Regions from separate parts of the Homo sapiens genome. Here regions 1 and 2 are each linked to region 3. Evidence: chromatin contacts called from ENCODE Hi-C or POLR2A ChIA-PET data. All regions are on one chromosome and are shown on one strand. Each heading gives the region's core, a stretch centred on a gene start or an enhancer-like site at or near the end of the contact. The rest is flanking DNA. Distances are from core to core; before and after follow the strand shown. Region 1 overlaps LRP5 (LDL receptor related protein 5). Region 2 holds the start of NUDT8 (nudix hydrolase 8). Region 3 holds the start of GLTC1 (glycolysis associated regulator of LDHA post-transcriptional modification 1).

Evidence for each region. Hi-C counts contacts between places; a loop is a spot of excess contacts on that map. ChIA-PET counts read pairs that join two places held with the same protein, here RNA polymerase II (POLR2A). Pooled maps may share reads with other maps.
Region 1: a map with no recorded cell type shows a loop between it and region 3 (5-fold over the local background). The contact joins the enhancer-like site here to the promoter of GLTC1 in region 3. A Hi-C loop is called at or near these places in 3 of 37 single-sample maps with no recorded cell type and 5 of 50 pooled maps. POLR2A ChIA-PET finds 5 or more read pairs at or near these places in 3 of 52 experiments (BJ, GM12878 and H1).
Region 2: a loop to region 3 is called in a pooled map, with 21 times the contacts of the local background. The contact joins the promoter of NUDT8 here to the promoter of GLTC1 in region 3. A Hi-C loop is called at or near these places in 9 of 50 pooled maps. POLR2A ChIA-PET finds 5 or more read pairs at or near these places in 3 of 52 experiments (PC-9, WTC11 and activated CD4-positive, alpha-beta T cell).

The regions. Positions count from the first base shown.
Region 1 is chr11:68,368,449-68,372,629 of GRCh38, forward strand. The region is part of intron 5 of LRP5 (LDL receptor related protein 5); the gene reads left to right. Among named protein-coding and RNA genes, the nearest start is that of LRP5, 58 kb to the left of the region's middle. RefSeq lists an enhancer at 2,787-2,836. Within about 2 kb of position 2,468, at least 17 of the 41 ENCODE cell types and tissues checked have a DNase peak (open chromatin) inside an H3K27ac peak, as active enhancers do; they include GM12878, where a contact is called at or near this core.
Region 2 is chr11:67,626,769-67,631,201 of GRCh38, forward strand. It overlaps NUDT8 (nudix hydrolase 8), which reads right to left and starts at 3,169. Exons shown (of 4, transcript NM_001243750.2): 1 at 2,950-3,169; 2 at 2,151-2,283; 3 at 1,555-1,632; 4 at 1,170-1,483. The coding sequence starts at 3,143. The coding sequence ends at 1,178. It overlaps LOC124902696 (a long non-coding RNA gene), which reads left to right. Exons shown (of 2, transcript XR_007062741.1): 2 at 1-625. RefSeq lists silencers at 1,710-2,004, 2,572-2,721, 3,012-3,801, 3,922-4,091.
Region 3 is chr11:68,029,184-68,031,913 of GRCh38, forward strand. It overlaps GLTC1 (glycolysis associated regulator of LDHA post-transcriptional modification 1), which reads right to left and starts at 1,251. Exons shown (of 4, transcript NR_197583.1): 1 at 1,110-1,251; 2 at 101-237. It overlaps ALDH3B1 (aldehyde dehydrogenase 3 family member B1), which reads left to right. Exons shown (of 10, transcript NM_000694.4): 10 at 1-93. NDUFS8 (NADH:ubiquinone oxidoreductase core subunit S8) reads left to right here and starts at 1,498. Exons shown (of 7, transcript NM_002496.4): 1 at 1,498-1,550. RefSeq lists enhancers at 1,239-1,533, 1,525-1,704.

The DNA.
Region 1 (4,181 bases), core at 1,218-3,717, 340 kb after region 3:
TTGGGACCGACTTCACGGGCTGTGTGACCTGTGTAGTCATATGAGGTGAGCTCTGTTGTTGACCTGAAATTCCTACCTTTTGAGTAAGGGGCTGTCTGCACTTCCATTTTGCAGCGGTCCCCGCAAATTCTGTAACGGGCCCGGCTCGTGTGTTTGAGAAGCTGAAGGGAGGTCTGGAGGTGGTCTCTTACTCTCTTGGTGTGTCTGTCTCCACATTTTATCTTCTGTTTTTTTGTTCCCCAGCCCTCCCTGCGTTTTTCCTGTATGTGACTGTGTGTCTGTGTGGGTGATCGAACCGTAAGGCTTCCTGCTATTTATTTCACTTTATGCACTGCAGAAGCATTTGCGATTGCAGGAGGTAAATATGTATCAAAGACATGAGTTTTAGTGAAGGATATCTTTTTTTTTTTTTTTTTTTGAGACAGAGTCTTGCTCTGTTGTCCAGGTTGGAGTACAGTGGCTCACAGCAGCTTCCACCTCCCAGGTTCAAGCAATTCTCCTGCCTCAGCCTCCCAAGCAGCTGGGATTACAGGCGCCCGCTACTATGTCTGGCTAATTTTTGTATGTTTAGTAGAGATGGGGTTTCACCATGTTGGCTAGGCTGGTCTTGAACTCCTAACCTCAGGTGATCCACCTACCTCAGCCTCCTAAAGTTCTAGGATCACAGGCATGAGCCACTGTGCCTGGCCTATGCCTGAACAATATCTTATCAAGACATGTCTTTTAGTCATCCTCCCGCTATGGGGCGTTTCTGTTCTCTTTGTGTTTTTGCCATTTCTGAGTCTTGCTGCTGTGGGTTGGGAGTGGGCAGGTGAGAGCTGGCTTGGGGCCTGGCCACTGGAGTTAGAGGGAGCAGGGCCTGGTGTCTGTTGCCACCATCGATTGGTGATGTCTGCCTAAACACTGTGTTGCATCTGCTGGGGATGTCTGCCTTGGGAGAGCAATGGGCATGTAGGAAGCAGGTGTCACCATCTCTGTTCTTGGGGTGTCAAAGCAAGGCTGGGTGTGGACATTTGTCGAAGGAGTGGGGAATGGACACAGCCCCCAACAAGCAGATCGTGCAGTCGTGCCTGTCAGGTGCCTTGCCCTAACAGTGGAAGGATCATTTGAGGTCAGGGGTTCAAGACCAGCCTGGCCAACATGGTGAAACCCTGTCTCTACTAAAAATACAAAAATTAGCCGGGCGGTAGTCGTGCGCCTGTAATCCCAGCTATTTGGGAGACTGAGGCAAGAGAACATGTTGCCCTGGGAGCTTTTGTTAAGGGTCCCTGTGTGGCTCCCTCACGTATCAGAGTTCCAGGAACGGGTGTGGGCCCTGATAAAATCCCAGACTCATGGCTCAGTGAAGTCGCACAGCTGGACAAGCTTGGAGACCCCCAAATAACTTGCCCAGGCTACCCTGGCTTGCAAAGGGCCACTGCTCATCCAGGGGTGACGGAGCCGTGCTGGGTGCCTGGCATCCAGTGGGTGCCCAGTGTCCAGCTGCCATGTCCACTGTCCATGCCCTTATCACCTTCATGTTGTCACCATGACCGGCGCCTTAGGTGCTGTGGCTGGTGCCAGGCCCGTGAGAGCTGGGGCAGGTTCACTCAGGGTCCAGGTTTGCCTGCATCGTCCCAGAATCCTCCCATACCTGGGGGAGTGGGCTGTCAGTGGGAGCCAGTAAAGGGGCGTTGATTTCTTTCCCAACCAGAAGAGGCAGGGGCTATAGACTTAGGTGGAGCCCCTGGCTCTTTGCTGGCTCCCAGGGTTCTAACAGCTGGGCCTTCTGAGCCCTGGGGACTGGCTGCTCGTGGCTGAGCCCTTCAAGGGCATTGCGCTCCTTCTGCAAATGTAATTCCCAGTCTCCATGTCCAGGCCCAGAGCAGCCCTGGGGAGTCCTCAGGGCTCATTTTCCTGCAAGCGGGGGAGAGGGGGGGACAGGCCCTGTGGTGATTAGAGGAGGCTGCCTGCGCTCACAGGGGGTGGTTAGGCTACCCAGAGGAGGAGGCCCCTGCAGGCTGGCAGGGGGCCTGGTGGCTCTGGCCCCAGCCCTGGGCTCTGTGGCATGGAGCTGACACCACAGACACCTGTGGGGTTGGACCGCTGGACTAGCAGCGAGCCCTGCCCTTCCAGTTGGATAGCTTTTCCATTCCAGAGCCGTCAGGGCCGCAGGGCTGAGCACGCAGCTCCACGCTCCCTAGAGACTCAGCCGTCAGGGGTCACCTTTCTCTAGTCTTGTGGGAACTGTTTTTGCCCTCAGCCGTGAGAGGCACTTTTACACATAACTCAGTTGGAGCATGACTGGCACGCAGGAGAAAAACATTTTGTGTCATTTATAGGCCCTGCTTGGGCGAGACTCTGGGCCGGGAACGTCCACATGCAGCCAGTGTGGGGACTGTTTTACTCTGAGCCTGAATCTTTCTGCTTTGGTTCCAGATGCCGTGTGTAGGGTGTTCTGTCAAAGGGAGGAAAAAGCTCCTCAATGAGACAGAAAGATGCAACTGGGAGTCTGGTTTTGCATGAGGACGTGAGCGTTTCAGTTCACTTTTTTTTGTAAGCATGGTTCCCCAGTCTGACCTCAGAGCTGCCTGGAGATGGGCCCCACCCGCTTCCCGTTAATTAACAGGCTGGTGCTCGGTGTGGATGCTGGCTCCTCCGTCTCCCTGCCCTGGGCCCTTTTGAAGCTGAAGTGTTCCAGGGGCAGCTGGTGTGGAAATAGAGTTTTCTAGAGGTTTTAGAGTTGAGAAGAAACCTAAACTCTTCTTAGAAGCATTTCAAGGGTTTGTCACCAGGATGGCTCTCTGCAAATTTGAGGTGGTTCTAGAAGATCTTCCCATATTTCTTAATCCAGAGGGAGATGGGGATGGGCGAGAAACGGCTTTGTCCTTAAGGAAGTCATGTTCTGGTTGGAGGACAGGCACGGCCTAGCATTGAAGCTGGTGAGTCAGAGCCGGACCTGTGAGCGGGGCCAGAATGGGGCGCGGGCTTCAGACTTCACAAAGCAGACCACGCGGCAGCCTGGGGCTTTAGTATCCAAATGTCCTGCCCTCCAGGTTTCATTCCTTGCCGTAAAATATCACGTTAAAGGAAAATGTTTTGTTAAAAGACCACAGTCCTGTCACCTGAGCACAGTCGCTGTTCTCGGTTCCTCTGTGGCTTTCCAGGCTGCAGGTGCCCATTGGTATTGCGGCCGTGCGCCCGGCGGGCATGAATTAGCTGTGCCGCCTGGCTGCTGACGGGACGCCTCGCCTCGACTGAAAACTACCTGGAGCTGCTCACCCAGGGGCAACGTGAAGAAAACGTGAAATTCTGTCGCTTGTTGCAGCTGACAGCACGGCTGTGAGGTCCCAGTGGGCAGAGGCCTCGTGCAGGGCACCTCACCAGCCGGGATGTCAGAGCTGGCCAGAAGGAGCGGTGCCCATGGAGGGCTGCCAGTGCCCAGAGAGCCTTCCGAGGTGTCACGTTGGGCAGTGAAATTCAGAGTCGGGCAGAGGAGGCCCTGGGGTCACACAGGGATCTCCTCCAGGCTATGGGTTGGTGAGGTCCAGTGTCCGGGGGTGAAGGATAGAGGCTCTGTGGTGAGGGCTCTGGAGCTGGCCCTGGGCTAGCGGAAACGCAGGTAACGAAGGAGGCTGTGCTGGTGGGACTTGTGCCTGTTCCCGAGGGAGGCATTGTGAGTGATGTTTAGGCCAAGAGGATTCAGGATGGAAGACATGGCTTGGTTTGTAGTTGGGAGCCGGCCAAGGAGTGGTGTTGAGAAAGTGCAGTGTCAGGCAGACCCGGGACCGTGGCGGTGAGGAGGTGCAGTGTCAGGCAGACCCGGGACCGTGGTGATGAGGAAATGCAGTGTCAGGCAGACCCGGGACTGTGGTGATGAGGAAATGCAGTGTCAGGCAGACCCGGGACTGTGGTGGTGGTGAGGAGGTGCAGTGTCAGGCAGACCCGGGACCGTGGTGGTGTTGAGGAGGTGCAGTGTCAGGCAGACCCGGGACCGTGGCGGCGAGGAGGTGCAGCGTCAGGCGGACCCGGGACCGTGGCGGCGAGGAGGTGCAGTGTCAGGCAGACCGGGGACTTGGAGCACCTAGTTCCACTTGCGGGCTGACCTTCTATTTTTTGTCATCGTGTTGGGAGCTTAGGAAAGTGACTTAACCTCTCTGTGCTTCAGTTTGTCCGTTGGTAGAAAGGGGGTGATTATACTC
Region 2 (4,433 bases), core at 1,919-4,418, 400 kb before region 3:
GTTCTTTCGCTCTTTGCAATACATCTTGCTACTGCTCACTCTTTGGGTCCACACTGCTTTTATGAGCTGTAACACTCACCACAAAGGTCTGTAGCTTCACTCCTGAGCCAGCGAGACCACGAACTCACCAGAAGGAAGAAACTCCAAACACATCCGAACATCAGAAGAAACAAACTCCAGACGCACCACCTTAAGAGCTGTAACACTCACTGTGAGGGTCCATGGCTTCATTCTTGAAGTCAGTGAGACCAAGAACCCACCAATTCCGGACACACAACCGGCCATGTGACAGGCTCAGGGAAGGACATGTGACTCAAGGCAGGCCAGTGAAGTGCAATTCTAGGTTAGACTGGCCGGGAAGGAGCGGCCGTGTTTTCTGTTGATGGATGCTGCTGCCCTCTCCTCAACCTCTCACGCTCTGCACTACAGACAACCTCCTTGGGGCTGAGGCCAGCACAGCGCAAAGCACAGCAAGAGGGGAGCCCGAGCCCCTGGATCCAGCCATCCTCCACGGCAAGCTCAGACCACCCGCTCCCTCAGCTCTTTCACAGAACCCTGGTCTACCTAGTTGATGTCTTATATAATTCCACTATTATCTGTGATTAATTAATGTGGAACCACATGATTATCTGTGTGACCTGGTCTGAGGTCTCCCCTAGACTGAGCACCCCCTCTGGACGGCAGGTGAGCATCTGACCGGTCCACAGCTGTGGCCCCCACACAGCAGCTGGCACACACAGGGGCTCTGCATGTTAGACTCCTGCAGTAACACCCAGGGGCATGGGTGCGCCTTACTCCTCTCTGGGATCCCGGAGCCCAGCACAGCGTCAGCCAGGCACAGCAGAGAGAACAGGAGGTGCAGGCTGAGACAGGGCAGTGCAGTGCCTAAGAGTCTGGGCTGTGGAGTCTGAGAGCTCTGGTTCCAATCCCAGCGTGGGGCCCTTAGGCAAGGTGTCTCTCCTCCCTGAAAGCAGTCTCACCAGCCAGAGACAGTGTTGGCCCTGCCTTATGGGCTGTTGTGAGGGTGAGATGAATTGACTCCAAGTACTTGGCACCCAGGAAGTGTCCATTGCTGTGGGGCATGGCGTGACTGGAAGGAGGAGCCCCAGCCAGCGACCTGGAGTGGTCTGCCCAAGGTCAAGGCCCCAGTACAGCAGAAGCAAGAGCTCTAGAGCTGTCAAAGACCTTTATTCAGTCCTGGAGTGGAGCTGGCCTGACAGGGTGAAGCCAGGGGCTGCTTAGGGCGGGCCAGACCCTCAGCCCCTGAGCAGGTCAGGCCGGCCAGGCGGGGCTGGTAGGTACCAGGTGCCAGCAGCTGCAGGGCAAACTCAGTGATGACAGCTGTGAGGCCCCAGACCCGGTGTGGTCCATGCAGGAAGACGGGTAGTGTGTAGCGGAAGTGGCCACCCCGGCAGAAGTGGGTATAGCCCTGATTCTGCGTCTGCAGCAGGTGGGCCAGCGGCAGTGCAAACACCTCATCTACCTGCAGGCAGGAGGCAGAGAGGGTAGACAGAGGACTGGAACAGCCCAACCCCCTCATATCCCCCAGCTCACCTCCTCCGAGTTGGGCCTGAGGCTCTGGGGATCCAGTGGGCCTACACCAGCAAGCACTGGCACCACGGTGGCCTTTTGCTGGGGAAGAGGGCAGGTGGTCAGGGAAGCATGGCCTTCGCTGGGTTTGAAGGCTGGGGAGGGGAGTGTGAGAGGAAGACCCCTTTGCCATGCATAGGCCTTTGGTAGTCATGTTCGGGTCCACCTGCCTGTGTCCTCCAGCCATGCTGACTGACTCAGGTCCCCTCAAATGCACTAGACCTGTTCCCTCTGCTTAGGACAATCTCCCACTTGGCATTCAAGCCTGGGTTCAATCCCTGCCTACCCCATGAAGCTTCCCTGACCCTAATCCACCAAACTGAGTGGAGCTGGCCCACCCCATCGCCCTGGGCCACCTCTACTCAGGACACCAGAGCCTCCCCAATCCCTTCCCGAGGGGGTGTGTGGGGTGGTGCATGTGACCAGGCAGGTTAGGGGCACCCTTCCACACTTTGTGCCCGTGGGGGTCCATGACCACTCTCCTGGTCCCTGGTAGCCCAGCTCCAGGGCAGGCACAGAGTGAGTGAATGGGGTGGGGTGGCCTCAGCCAAGTGGCTTACCGGATCATACACAGGCCGCAGCAGGCCCCACACGTGCTCCTCGGGCACTGCCAGGCCCAGCTCCTCCCGGGTTTCCCGCAGGGCCGTGTGCACCACATCTTGGTCAGCCGGGTCGCACTTGCCGCCTGGGAAACTAAACAGACACAAGGAGTCTGGTCCTTGGACTCTTGGGGCCACGGAGAGGTCGGGGTATCGGCAGTGCGGGGGGGGCCACTGGCCCACCGAAGTGTCGCCTGCCTCTGCCCCTAGTTTACTGGGAGGCCCCAGGCAAGCCATGCGACCTCTGGAGGCCAGTTTACCTCCCTGAGCAATGGGGATAAGGAAGAGAGGCCCGGGACAGCGCAGGATAAGAGGGTCTGCAGCAGGGGCAAGAAGATCCTGGGGCTCAGATACCCAAATTCGGCCTATGGTGGCCCCAGCAACACTGACATTGTCCTCAGGATGTTCTTAATTCCCGCCGGGCGGGGCCCGAACCTCTCCGTAGTCGCCGGCAGGGGGCGGCGTCCGCCCTCTAAGCGGGAAACAGCTCAAAGGGGTGTCCCGGCCCAGGCGTGCGCGCAAGGACGCGTACGAGGGGCCCACGCGGCGAGGACGTGGCGCCCCGGCAGGTGCACCGGGGCCGACGGACACGGATCGCTGACCTCTCGCTGCAGCCCTTGGGCGGAGGGACTCTCCCCAGACCCATTTTACGGAGGCGGAAACCGAGGCTCGAAGGGGCTAAGTGCCCTGCCAGAGGTCCCTGCCAGCCCCGGGCTCCTGTAGCCTCCGGCAAAGGGCGAGGAGTTCCCGGCCGCTGTACCTGACGTCGCCCTTGTGCCTCCCGGTCAGGCGGCTGGACCGCAGCGTGTACAGCAGCGCCGGGACCCCACGCACTGAGCAGAGCGGCACGAGCACCGCGGCCGACGCGGGCCGCGCGCGGAGCCGGGCCGTGGCCCCTGCCAGCAGCCGGCGGCAGCGCAGCTCGCCCTCGGCCGACAGGCAGTCGGGCAGCATGTCAAGTCCTGCGCGGCCGGGACACTGAGGGCGCGGGATCGGGCGAGGGAAGAGGCGGGGCGAGGCGGGGCGGGGCGCTCAGCCCGGGTCCCTCCGAAAGCTGAGAGGGAGAAGGGGCAGCCCGCGCGACGCGTCCCGCCTGGGGGGCTGCAGAGCGGCAGCGGCGTCGGGGGGCCTCAGTGGGGTGGGTCTGTTCGTGGGCGGGGCCTTCCCGGAGACGGGGCCTCGGTGGGACTGGGTCTGTTCGGGGGCGGGGCCTGTTTGAAGGCGGGTCCTCGGTGGGACGGGGTCCGTTAGGGGGCGGGGCCTGTTTGAAGGCGGGGCCTCGGTGGGACGCGTTGAGTCCCCCGGATGGGAGGGACGGAGGGCGGCGGGGCGGGGCGGGGCGGGGCCTGCGCGGGAGCCGGACTCGGACGTTACTGCCAAAGGGCGGCGGGGCCTAGTAGGCAATCGAGGTTGGGGCGGGCTGGGGGCGGGGCCTGGACCGGAGCTTTTGCTACGAAGGACTGGGGGGCGTGGCCAGGAGGACTGTGCTTCCGGCAGGGCCGGGCCGTGGCCGGGGGTGTGGCCGCGGGGAGGGAGATGGGCGCGGAGCTGCAGGACCTGCCGGTTGTGTTCTCCGAGATCCTGAAACCACGCGAACCGTGAAGCGCCCGGCGACCGTCCTCGGTCCCGTTGGGTCCTGGCGTTGGGGTGTCTGATGAGGCCCCGCCGGCCCCCACTGGTCCGTCCCTCCCCTAGGGGCTCCAGGATGTACGGAGCCGGGATCCCACGGGGACGCCCCTCCAGGAACCCGAGGTCGATCGGTGCGCGAGAGGAGCGTCCGGCCCAGCCCTCCCTCCGGTCCTCCCTCCCGATACCGCTGGGTGGCGCGCGCCGCCCCCAGTCTTGTCTTCCCCTCTGGCTCCGTCGGACTCCAGCCCCAGGCCTTTGACCTCCTTGTCCCAGCGTCCAGAGCTCTTCTCCCTTCCTGCCTTGAGTCTTGACCGGATTCCCAAATCCCTCCCCCTTTCCTACCTCGGCCCCTGTGGTCACTGACCACCGTGGTTCTGCGCCCTTCCACCAGACCCTGGGCTTGGGGACCAGATGACCCCAGCCTTGCGCACAGCATTTAAACGTGGGGTGGCGGGTGTCCGCCATGCTCTGCTGTGTGACGTTGAGCAGGTCCCGCGCCTCTCTGAGCGCCAGTTTCGATCCTCATCTGGGCAAGTGCAGCCCTGCCACTGGGCTGGAGTCACCACTTTTAATATTACTGTGTGCTCCCAGGGATGCGGACGGCACTGGGCAGAG
Region 3 (2,730 bases), core at 1-2,500:
ACTTTAGTCGGGAAGAGGGACAGGGGTGGACCTGAGTTTCGTCTCCTGTCTCTCTGGCTGATGTCACCTGAATAAAGCCTTCTTCCCTGGCAATACTTACATCTCAGTGATTTGCTTTCTGTGCATCTAGCAACAGGACTCTGGACCAAGGCCCTGGCGTTGGGTAACAATTCTGTAATGCTGCAGGACTTCCCCAATCCACGCAGGAATCCCCGCAGGCATCCACGCAGGAATCACCTGATGAAGGGCCAGGGTCAGGTGTGGGCCACCATCCCAAGACCTCCCTTCTCTCTAGGGCCAGCCCCTCTCCTCTGAGCACCTGCTGACCAGCCCAAAGCCCTCTCCACTCCTCAGCTTGAACTCCCCCAGGGTCTCCCTGTGGCCCACAGGTCCTTTGGAGGCTCGGGCATCTGCATGCAAATCCCAAACCACTGTCCCCTTTGCACACACTGAGCCTGCCCTTGTCCTCGTCCTGGTCTACCATGCGTGTCCTCCCTCTGCACGGGCATGGGACATGCCCTCTGCCTCCTTCCTGTCCTGGCCTGCCCAACTCCTACCTACCCTCAGCGCAGATCCTCCCAACACACACATGCAGGCAGCCTCGGGGCCTCTGCGGGTCCCTCTACCACAGCATTCCCGGGGAAAGGCCCGGCGTGGTGGCTCACGCCTGTAATCCCAGCACTTTGGCAGGCCGAGGCAGGAGGATCGCCTGAGTCCAGGAGTTCCAGACCAGCCTGGGCAACATGGCGAGACCCCGTCTCTACAAAAAATACAAAAATTAGCCGAGCCTGGTGGTGGCAGGCGACTGTGGTTCCAGCTGCTCGGGAGGCTGAGAAGTGAGGATCACCCGAGCCTGGGAGGTCGAGGCTGCAGTGAGCCGAGATCGCACCACTGCATTCCAGCCTGAGCCACAGAGCCAGATTGTCTCAAAAAAAGAAAAAAAAAAAAAAAAAAAAAAAAATTCGCTGGTAGGAAACATAGGCTGGTTGAGTACGGGAGTCATACAGATCAGGTGGATCAGGCGGCCGCACACCGCAGCTCTACGGCCCGGGAACGTTACTAAATACTCCCATGCCTCAGCTTCCCGCCTTAACGTGGTAACACGTTACTGTAGTTTCTCCACGCAGAGCTGCTGTGAGGATTAAAAGAGGCCGCGTGAGTTGAGCATCTCGTCGCCATTACCGTCATCACACGCCCCCCACCCAACCCGGCGGGCCCACCCTCTGCACCCACGGCGAAAGCACTCTTTCTAAACCACGCCCCGGATGTCCCGCCTCCAGCGGCTCGGAGGTCTTCACTTATTGGCCTCCCCAAACCAACATGGCGGCCCCCTACAAACTTCAAGCGCCGGTCTCTCCTAGCCAATCAAAAGAAAGATATTTCTGAATCCCGCCTCTTTCAGCAGCCTTGCTGGCCAATCAGACCACACCATGAAGCATCAATACAGAAAAGGGGGAACCCGCTGGCCCAATGGCAGCGTCCTACAGTGTAGCCTCCGCCTCCCGATTGACTGGCCTGCTTGGCAAGGCAAGTAGCGGCGGCGCTTCAAGGTGGGTGTTCACGTTTTGGCCGTGAAAGTCGGGCTTGGGCAGCGTGGCGTCGGGGGCGAGTGTGGTGTCCCCGTTGGCGCCGCCAGCTCTGCGCCTGGGCTTCCCCTCGGCTCACTCAGGATCCGCGGCCTCCGTGTCCTTCAGGTGCAGCGGGGAGCCGGCTCTCAGGGCGCATGCGCCGCCCGCTCTGCGCCACCGGCCTAGTTAGGGTCGGAGATCACTGGGAAGGTGGGGAAGGTGCTGGGTTGGGTCCCTGGAACTGCAGTCAGTGATCCAAAGGAGTGGGCCTGTTAGGGGGTTCACAGGTCGTGGGATGAGCTCTTATGAGCGCCGGCTAAGTGCCGGGCTCTGGGGTGCCCTTGGCATGTACGGGCTCCCCTAATTCCCAAGACCAACCGCCCCCAACCCACTTCATAGGTGAGAAGACGGAGGTCAGGTCACATCATCTGCCCAAGGTCACGCGGCAGGCTGGGGGACAGTTCCAGGAGGGCCTTGAAGCTGGGGAAAGGAATGTGGTACCGAGGACTGTTCAGGCCTTGAAGAGTTTCCAGCAGGGCAGGGCTGGGTTCCGATCCTCGGCCCACCTCCTTATCGTGTGACTTCCGACAAGTCACTTTTTTATCTTTTTTTTGAGACAAGGTCTCACTCTGTCGCCCAGGTTGGAGGGCAGTGGTGCAGTCTGGGCTCACTGCAACTTCTGCCTCCTGGGTTCAAGCGATTCTCCTACCTCAACCTCCCGAGTAGCTGGGATTATAAGTGCCCACCACCACACCTGGCTAATTTCTGTATTTTTTGGTAGGGACGGGGTTCCACCATGTTAGCCAGGCTGGTCTCAAACTCCTGACCTCAGGTGATCCACCTGCCTCAGCCTCCCAAAGTGCTGGGATTACAGGCGTGAGCCACCACACCCAGCCCTAGCGAGTCACTCAACAAACTGAGTCCCAGCGCCTTATTTGTGCCTCCCTCGTGGAGTCCTTGTAAGGATAGGATGGCAGCGCTTTCCACCCCTGGGCACGGTTCCTGGGGGAGGAGAGCTAACAAAGTTCGCTCTCAGTGCATGCTGGCGGGGGCTGGTAATGTTGTTTTTGGTTAGATTTGGGGAGGATGAAGGGAGGAGCAGAAAGGTGGGAAACAGGATCTCTGGGAGGGAGAAAGGAAGGATGGATTTAAAAGGTTTCTT